3 separate regions of the Homo sapiens genome follow, and regions 1 and 3 are each linked to region 2. A link is a contact called in ENCODE Hi-C or POLR2A ChIA-PET data. All regions are on one chromosome and are shown on one strand. Each heading gives the region's core, a stretch centred on a gene start or an enhancer-like site at or near the end of the contact. The rest is flanking DNA. Distances are from core to core; before and after follow the strand shown.

What was found. A loop is a pair of places that touch in the nucleus more often than their neighbours do. ChIA-PET counts read pairs that join two places held with the same protein, here RNA polymerase II (POLR2A). Pooled maps may share reads with other maps.
Region 1: a map of Calu3 shows a loop between it and region 2 (15-fold over the local background). The contact joins two enhancer-like sites. A Hi-C loop is called at or near these places in 2 of 168 maps with a recorded cell type or tissue (Calu3 and mammary epithelial cell) and 6 of 50 pooled maps. POLR2A ChIA-PET finds 5 or more read pairs at or near these places in 3 of 52 experiments (Caco-2, HepG2 and WTC11).
Region 3: a map with no recorded cell type shows a loop between it and region 2 (9-fold over the local background). The contact joins two enhancer-like sites. A Hi-C loop is called at or near these places in 2 of 37 single-sample maps with no recorded cell type and 3 of 50 pooled maps. POLR2A ChIA-PET finds 5 or more read pairs at or near these places in 1 of 52 experiments (WTC11).

What each region holds. Positions count from the first base shown.
Region 1 is chr6:43,926,571-43,929,270 of GRCh38, forward strand. All of the region lies in intron 1 of LINC01512 (long intergenic non-protein coding RNA 1512), which reads left to right. Among named protein-coding and RNA genes, the nearest start is that of LINC01512, 37 kb to the left of the region's middle. Within about 2 kb of position 1,346, at least 10 of the 41 ENCODE cell types and tissues checked have a DNase peak (open chromatin) inside an H3K27ac peak, as active enhancers do.
Region 2 is chr6:43,723,830-43,726,529 of GRCh38, forward strand. No RefSeq gene overlaps it. Among named protein-coding and RNA genes, the nearest start is that of MRPS18A, 37 kb to the left of the region's middle. RefSeq lists an enhancer at 1,112-1,201. Within about 2 kb of position 1,407, at least 13 of the 41 ENCODE cell types and tissues checked have a DNase peak (open chromatin) inside an H3K27ac peak, as active enhancers do.
Region 3 is chr6:43,882,631-43,885,330 of GRCh38, forward strand. All of the region lies in intron 2 of LOC105375070 (a long non-coding RNA gene), which reads left to right. Among named protein-coding and RNA genes, the nearest start is that of LINC01512, 7.0 kb to the right of the region's middle. RefSeq lists an enhancer at 1,679-1,758. Within about 2 kb of position 1,414, at least 6 of the 41 ENCODE cell types and tissues checked have a DNase peak (open chromatin) inside an H3K27ac peak, as active enhancers do.

The DNA of each region.
Region 1 (2,700 bases), core at 96-2,595, 200 kb after region 2:
GCCCCAGGCCTCAAAATAGATTATTTTTTTTATTAGCTGTCCCTTGTTAACTCATAATTGCAATCATGTAACATTTAATAGAGGCACAAAGCGATCCCCATCACTGCTCCACAATCATTCATTAGCTAACAAGACAGAGCAGCTCATAAAAAAAAAGCCGTTAAAAAAATTCCGGGGAAATGGAAAGCAGGAGGTGATGCAAGCCCTGGTTAACAAAGGCTGAGGGTTGGGGGGAGGCATGAGAGGGTGTGAGTGGAATAACCCAAGCCTGATAAGCCACAAAGCAGCGCCTGCTGCTCCCTCCTCCCTCTGCCGCCTGAGTCAGAGAAGCCGGGATGTGTTCAAAATCAAGCAATGTAATTAGCAGGTTGCATCATGCCTCTCGATTATAAATTACAATGGCCACAAAGAGGGTGGATGGAGGAGCAGGGATTAGATGGGGTAACCCAATCCCAGTGCCGGGAAGGGGGACAGAGGGCCCGGGAGCTGCCCCCCGCCACTAGGAGCCACTCGGAGTGGCCTCTGTCTACTGTGTCTAGGGACAGCAACAAGGCCTACTCAATACCTGCTTTGTGTAGCCTGGGATAATGATTTACAAACTCAAGGAAATCAGGAGGTGTGAAAAGAAGATAGCCCTCTTAACCCAGCCATTGTCTACCCTCTGCTGGAATGTCCCTCAGCTCCACCCACCTGGTGCACCTGTGCACACGGATGCTGTTTGAGGATGGTCCACGTGAGGAGCCCTCATAGGGGCTGGACTGATAAGATCTAAAAGGGTTGCTGGGCTCGAGGTGTGGCGACACAGTCAGGGATGATTGAGACTCGGCAAACAGGAATACACCTGAGTGATTCCCTGAGCCGTCTCTGTAGTAGGGGAGGATGGGAGCTTGGGCTGATGACAGAGCAAGCTGTCTCCTAGGAGTTGAAGACCTGGTTCCATCCCAAACTTTGCCACTGGGAGGCTGTAGGAGCCTGGCAAGCCATTTCTCCTCTCTGGGCCTCAGCTTCCCCCCTACAACCCAACTGCTGGCTATATGACCCAGGCAAGTTATTTTCCATCTCTGTGTCTCTACTTCCCCACCAGGCCTTGCTACAACTGGTCATGTGACCTGAGACCAGCTCCCCCTCCGCATCCTCAGTTTCTCCATTTACAAGGAGGAAAGTTATCCAGACAATCTTTAAAGTTCAGCTGGGGCCTTCTCTTAGTCTAAGGTGAACTCTGTTTTTCCAAAGACTAACCAACTAGCCAGCTCACCTGGTACCTTGGAGACCAGGGAAATGGGCCTGGCAACCCTGCCCTCTAGCCATCTGCATGAATCAGAGCCCGGTGAAGCAGAGGGGAAGTCAGTCTCAGGCAAATCAAGTCACTGGTGGCACTGCTCCCCGTGAGCCCGTGTAGACACACCCTTTACTTCCTCCTGGTGGAAGATTTGGCCTTTCAGTTTAGCCTTTGCAAACAGCATTTACTTGACAATGTTTTCTTAGCAGCCCTATTCTTGTACACAGGAAATAATCCCATTAACTTTATTATCTCTGCAAAGAAAGGACAAGGATATAGATTTGCCCTTAAGTTCAATGAACTCAGTTCTCTCTTGAAAGGAAAAGCACAGAACTGAGGCAATTGCCTTGTAGGAAGCTTTCTTTGGGTAAGACCTGGCTCTAGTGGAGAGATATTGCAGCTGCCTTTTGAACTGTGGCCCTCAGCTGCTCTGGGGCCCCCAAATCTTCTCTCTGGGCCTCACTTTCATCCCCATCACCACCTCCTCACACCTACATTCTGTTGACTGAGGGACTGGACCAAACTGATGGAGAGAAGTAGGTATTCTCAACAAGCAAGGAGAGGCAGAGGCGATCGGGAGGGAATCCCGACTAGCACTGCCTTCGCTCAGACCCCAGCATTACTCCCTTGGACTACTGTAGAGACCTCCAGTCTTGGCCCCTCAGATCTCTTTGCTCCTTTGCAGCCACAGGACCTTGCTAAAAATTGTGGCTGATCACACTCTTCCCCTGCTTGAACCCCATCAAAGGCACCCCTGTCCAAAAGTCCCAGGGCCTAGTAGGCTCCACAGGCTCCCCAAGCCTGGGCCGTGCTTTTTTCTCCAGCCACTTCCTTCTACTTGCAGCCCAAGCTACCCTGAATCATTGGTCCTTTCCAGCAAACCCCAGGCTATTTCATACCTCCACACCTTTGAGCGAGCTGTTCCCATTGCCCGGACTGCCCTTCCCCTTGTTCACCTGGCCAACTTAGGTTCAGTCTTAGGGGCCGGGCACGGTGGCTCACACCTGTAATCCCAGCACTTTGGGAGGCCAAGGCTGGTGGATCACTTGAGATCAGGAGTTTGAGACCAGCCTGACCAACATGGTGAAACCACGTCTCTACTAAAAATACAAAAACTAGCCGAGTGTGGTGGTGGGCTCCTGCAATCCCAGCTACTCAGGAGGCTGAGGCAGGAGAATCGCTTGAACCCGGGAGGTGGAGGTTGCAGTGAGCCGAGATCGCGCCATTGCACATGGAGGGCAACATGAGCAAAACTCCGTCTCAAAAAAACGAAAAACAAAAAACAACAACAAAAAACAAAACAAAAAGAAAAAACTAAAAGATGCAGCCTAGGAACCTTGCTTTAGTATTAGTATCCCCTCCTCCCAGAACCCCTTCTCCAGGCAGCTCTTCTGTGCCTTCCAACATGAGCAAGCTCTAGC
Region 2 (2,700 bases), core at 157-2,656:
CCTGGCCAGATTCCAACCCCAGGCATGAAGGAAAGCATAAAGGATCTGGTGTTTGGGTGTGGTCACGGTGGGTCCTGATGGGGCTGCGTCAAGGCTAATGAGGAAGAGGCTGGAGGGCCAGGGATTGGCAAGGAGGAAGGTGAGGAGTAAGGGGAGGGGTGATTTTGGCTAGAGCCAGCAGGGGTCACTGCAGATCTAAGTAACTTCAGGGAAGCGGCAGGGCCACCCATGGGCCCTCCCACATTACTACCTGCCTTCGTAACTGGGATACAGGTCTTGGACCAGTTCTGGGGAGAAGGATTGGGATTGGACTCACGCAGTGGGAGGTAGCTGCCTAGGGCATCTGCCCTTGGTGTCCTCCGGGGCCTAGGCTGTCTCTCCTCCATGGAGGCTCTTCACCAATGGGGTGTGGGCCTGGCGTGCCACCGGACTCTGAGTTCCAGCAGTGCCTAGTAAGTGCATCTTGAGATGCTCCCCTATAAAGAGCTCTGAGATTAAATGCGTTTCCTTGTCTCGTCCCTCGTCTCTGAGGGTTGTAGCCCAGATTAGCATGTTAGAGGCTCAGAGAAGTCCTGCAGTCAAGAAAACCTGTTAGACTGTGTTTAACTCAGGTTTCCTGTGCTTATTTGAGCCCGTTTGCCACAACATAGTTAGGGAAATGCTGGCTTAAGGGTGGGAAAGGGGGTGTGCTTGATACATTAACCTTCCCCAAGAGCATTTGCCCTCCCAACACACTCCCTCCTCCACCCATTGCAAGTAGTGTGTGACACATGTCTGTTGTAGAAAAGTGGGGGAAAAAACTACAAAGAAGAAAGTTACCCATCCCCTGCCTCCAGAAGAAAGTTACCCATCCCCTGCCTCCTGCTCCTTAGTCTCTTCTCAAAAGAGCTCTGGCCACTGTCCTCGGTCTTCCTGGAGAAAGGGTGATGATGGAGCTCCCCTCAAGGCACACCCACTTCTACTGGGGAGAAGCCCCAAGAGGAAAGGGCCCTTTTAGAGGTCATCTTATCCACCCCTCCGTCTCCTCTCTGTGCAGATTCTTGCTTCCCTCTCTTGCTGACATTCCTACAGGAAGGGAGATGGTGGTGGTGGTTTGGAGGGTGTTGAGGGGCGCAGAGGGCAATTGGGTATGTAGATCATCAGGGTGGAAGGTGAGCTTCCTTTCTAGGTGGGGAAACAGGCTCAGAGAGGGGCCATGACTTACTGGTGTTTCACAATGAGCCAGTGGTGGAGCTCACAGATCCTGGCCCCAGACCAGGCACCCTCCTCCCCCTAACCCCCATCTCCAGCTCTCAATGCCAAGAGTCTGGAGCGGGCCCTGTGCACTCCAGGCAAGGCTGCGGTTTCTTCTGTGGGACTGTGGAGCCACCCAGGGTGTGTGGGTGCTGCGCACGCGCACCACAGTTGTGTAACAGGCTCTGGGGCGTGTGCACGCGCTCAGTAACCTGATGCAACAGGGAAGCTGTGGTCCCGTGAGCTGGGGTGTGGGCGCTTGGCCGGTGCCCAAACCACAAAGAGTATTTGGCTGGTGGCTAAGGAGGCCAGGCATGGGGGTCGCAGAGTTGTCTACGTCAGGGCTTGTCTATCCCTAGTTGCCCACATCCTGGTCCCTGTGGGCGCAGGGCTGGGAATGGGGCTGCCTGGCCAGGTGATACTGTGGAGGAGGGGTTGGGGCCTTGCCCCTTCCTCCTTCTGTTTGCCACGATGCCTATTGTGATGAGGATGGGGGGCAGGCGGGGCTTCCTCCCTGTGGTTCCATCTCTTCCTGGCTGTAACCCCCCAACCCAGTTCTGTACCCTGCTCTCTCCACCAATCCTGGAGCCCTCACCACAGATCCAGGTCATTTTACACAGCAATATCTGCCTCTCACTCCCCCACCTCCCCTGAGTCTCACAGCCCTGCCCTCCCTACATAATAGGCTTTCCTGGGCACCCCAAATTGGGAGAAGCAGAACGGGGAAGGAGAAGAAGAGTGGCCACTTTGCAGCCAGCCCAGATGCTGACTTTCCGCTGCCACTTCTGAACTGAGTGACTGAGAAAGATCAGTGTCCCTTCTCAGCCTCCATGTACTCATCTAAGAGGTGGGGGCAGTGATACTCCCTGCTGAGAGTGGTGGAAAGATAGTGTGCTCCTGTGAACAGGAGTCCTGAACTCTTGAACTCTAGGGTCTAGGAAAGAACTCCATGAAAGGGGAGTTGCCCCTTCATTCTGCTCCATGTGGATTGAGTGTTAGGGCACCCGCCCTCCTCCCAACTCCCCAGCATTTCTATCACCAGACAGGGTGGCAGGCACTTTGGAGAGCCAGGGTCCTGGGAGGAGGTGGCCCATGAAAGCAGGCCCTATTCTGCCTGCCTGTGGCCACCTGTGTACCCTCTCTCCCCTCTTGTCCGCAGGGAGGTGGGGCACATGCATTTCTTCTGCCCCTCTCCACTTGCTCCAGCACTTCAGAAAGGCAACATCCTTGGGGGTGGCCAGTGGGTTCCAGGGATGCAGGGTTAGGTGACGCAGGGAGGGCATCTATGCCCAGTGTCCTGACTCTCTTCCCTGGCTGGGCTGTACCTGGCACGTTGGGGCTCCTCTCCAGTGCTCCCAGGATGCCCTGGATCTACATTGCCTTATTCTGCACTAACCACCTAATGTTTTGATGATCTGCTTATGCATCTACCTAAAAATAACAAATGATGCACTTTGGGAGGCCAAG
Region 3 (2,700 bases), core at 164-2,663, 160 kb after region 2:
GCCTCCTCAGTCTACTCCCAGCACAGTAGAGTGAGCCTGGTGGGACATGGTCTGCCCTCCTTCCAGGCTCTGTAGTGGCTGCTGTTCGCTCCGGGTAAAAGCCCAAGGCCTCTCAAAGTCCCCCGTGCCTTTGCCAATCTGGTTTCCCATGCCCTGATCTTGTCTCCTGCCACCCTCTCCTCACTCAGCCCCACTCTGGCTCCGAGGCTGCCTCTCTGCTGTCTGTAAAACATCCCACACTTTCTCCACATCCTCTCCAGCACCTATTGTTTCCTGACTTTTTAATGATCGCCATTCTAACTGGTGTGAGATGGTATCTCATTGTGGTGTGGAGAAATAGGAACACTTTTAAACTGTTGGTGGGACTGTAAACAAGTTCAACCATTGTGGAAGACAGTGTGGCAATTCCTCAAGGATCTAGAACAGAAATACCATTTGACCCAGTGATCCTATTACTGGGTATATACCCAAAGGATTATAAATCATGCTACCATAAAGACACATGCACACGTATGTTTATTGCAGCACTATTCACAATAGCAAAGACTTGGAGCCAATCCAAATGTCCATCAATGATAGACTGGATTAAGAAAATGTGGCACATATACAATGTGGAATACTATGCAGCCATAAAAAAGGATGAATTCATGTCCTTTGTAGGGACATCGATGGAGCTGGAAACCATCATTCTGAGCAAACTATTGCAAGGACAGAAAACCAAACACCACATGCTCTCATTCATAGGTGGGTACTGAACAATGAGAACACTTGGACACAGGATGGGGAACATCACACACCGGGGCCTGTCGAGGGGTTGGGGGAGTGGGGAGGGATAGCATTAGGAGAAATACCTAATGTAAATGACCAGTTAATGGGCGCAGCACACCAACATGGCACATATATACATATATAACAAACCTGCATGTTGTGCACATGTACCCTAGAACTTAAAGTATATATATAAAAAAAAAATCCCACACTCGCTCCTGCCTCCAGGCCCTTGTGTTGGCTGCTGTCTGCCTGAAAGGCTCTTCCCCAGATGCCTGTGTGGCTCTGGCCTTACTTGCTTCAGGTCTCTGGCCGAGTGTCACCTCCTGAGCCACCCAGCTGGTTCTTCACTCTCTGTTCTCTTCACTCTGTATAGCGTGTGTGTGTGTGCGTGTGTGTGCATGCGTGCATGTGTGTGCATGTATTACCTGTATCCCTTCATTAAAAGGTAAGCCCCACCAGGGCAGCTACTTTGCCTCTTGTGCGTTGCTAGATCAGGTCCCAGATCAGTGTGACAGGCTGCTCAATAAATATGCGCTGAATGATTGAGCAGTGCCAAGACTTGAGCTCCAAAGCTCTAATCAGCAGGCATCCTGGGGCTGGGGGAGGGTGACTGGCAAGGCCCTCTGGAGCCCTGGGATCTGCGGCTCTGTGCACACTTGCTTTTTCTCACAGCCTGAGGGAACTGAGAAGCACAGCCACCTTCAGGAGAGTTTGGCCCCAGGCACCTGCCTCATGTGCCCCAGTTCAGCTCAGCCTGGCCATGAGAAGGCCGCCTCAGGCTCTCTGTGCAGCCTCTTTCTTTGGGGGGTTTCATCCTTGGCTGGCTCACTCTCACTTCCTTCTTCTTGACTTTGAAGCCTGGGGGAAGCAACGTCCTTTTTCTCTTGGCCTGAGTTTCAACTCCAGAGGAACTTGGCAGACTCTGGCTGTTTCTCCAAACAGCCTACTGGATCCTCTGAACACTTGTTCACTCAGATCATACTTATTGAGCATCTTCTATGTGCCAGGCACACAGAGAACAGGAAGAGGGATGTGATTTCCAGCTCTCCATGTCACCACCGGTCCAACCTGGCCCGGGAGGCCATACAACAGACAACTAAAGCCAGAGGCACTTGGAGCCTGAGGCAGGGCCTCTGCCTCCCTTCCCCTTGCTCACCCTCCTTCTGAGAATGTGGGATTGGGAAAGGGAGAAATTTCCTCTCTCCCCTAAATTGCCTCTTGGGGAAGAGAGACAATTTCTGGGGCCAACAGAATGGAGAGCCAGCCTCGGGGTGGAGGGAGCTGAGTTGGGCGTTTAGTTTGAGGGAGATCTGCCAGGCCTCATCTTCTTCCTCAAACGCAGTTCTGAGAAAGCCTCCCTCCCCTGCCTGCCCCTGCTGCTGACCTCCCTTCTTCCCTGCCATGCCTGGTGCCTGCCCCAGCTGCTGACCTCCCTTCTTCCCTGCCATGCCTGGTGCCTGCCCAGGGCCCCTCCTCTGGAAATGCCTGGGGTCTGTGGCAGGGCTCTGGTTCTCCCCATCCAACCCATGTCTCCCCAGGGCTGCGATGGGCCACCTGTACTTGTGCTCTCAGAACCACACGCTGTCACCTGCCCCCATCCCCTGTATATACAGGCTTCCTCGTTCCAAGAACCCAGAGACATTAGACAGTTGTCCAGGTTTCTCCATGTCTTTGTTGGCCATTGGCAACACATCCTGGAAGGAGAAGAGAAATGAAGGCTTTTACCAGGCCAGCAAATCAGCGCTCACAAGTGTCCTGAGGAGGGATCTGAGGGAGGGGCAGCTACCAGGAACAGGTAAACACACAGAGTCGCAAGTCTGGTGGGGTCTGTACAGCAGGAGGTGGCATCTGACCCTGCTCATATCTCAAAAAGGCATCAGTAGTTGACCATGAGCTTCCTCTCTGACCCAAATCCTAGAAGGGCCCCTG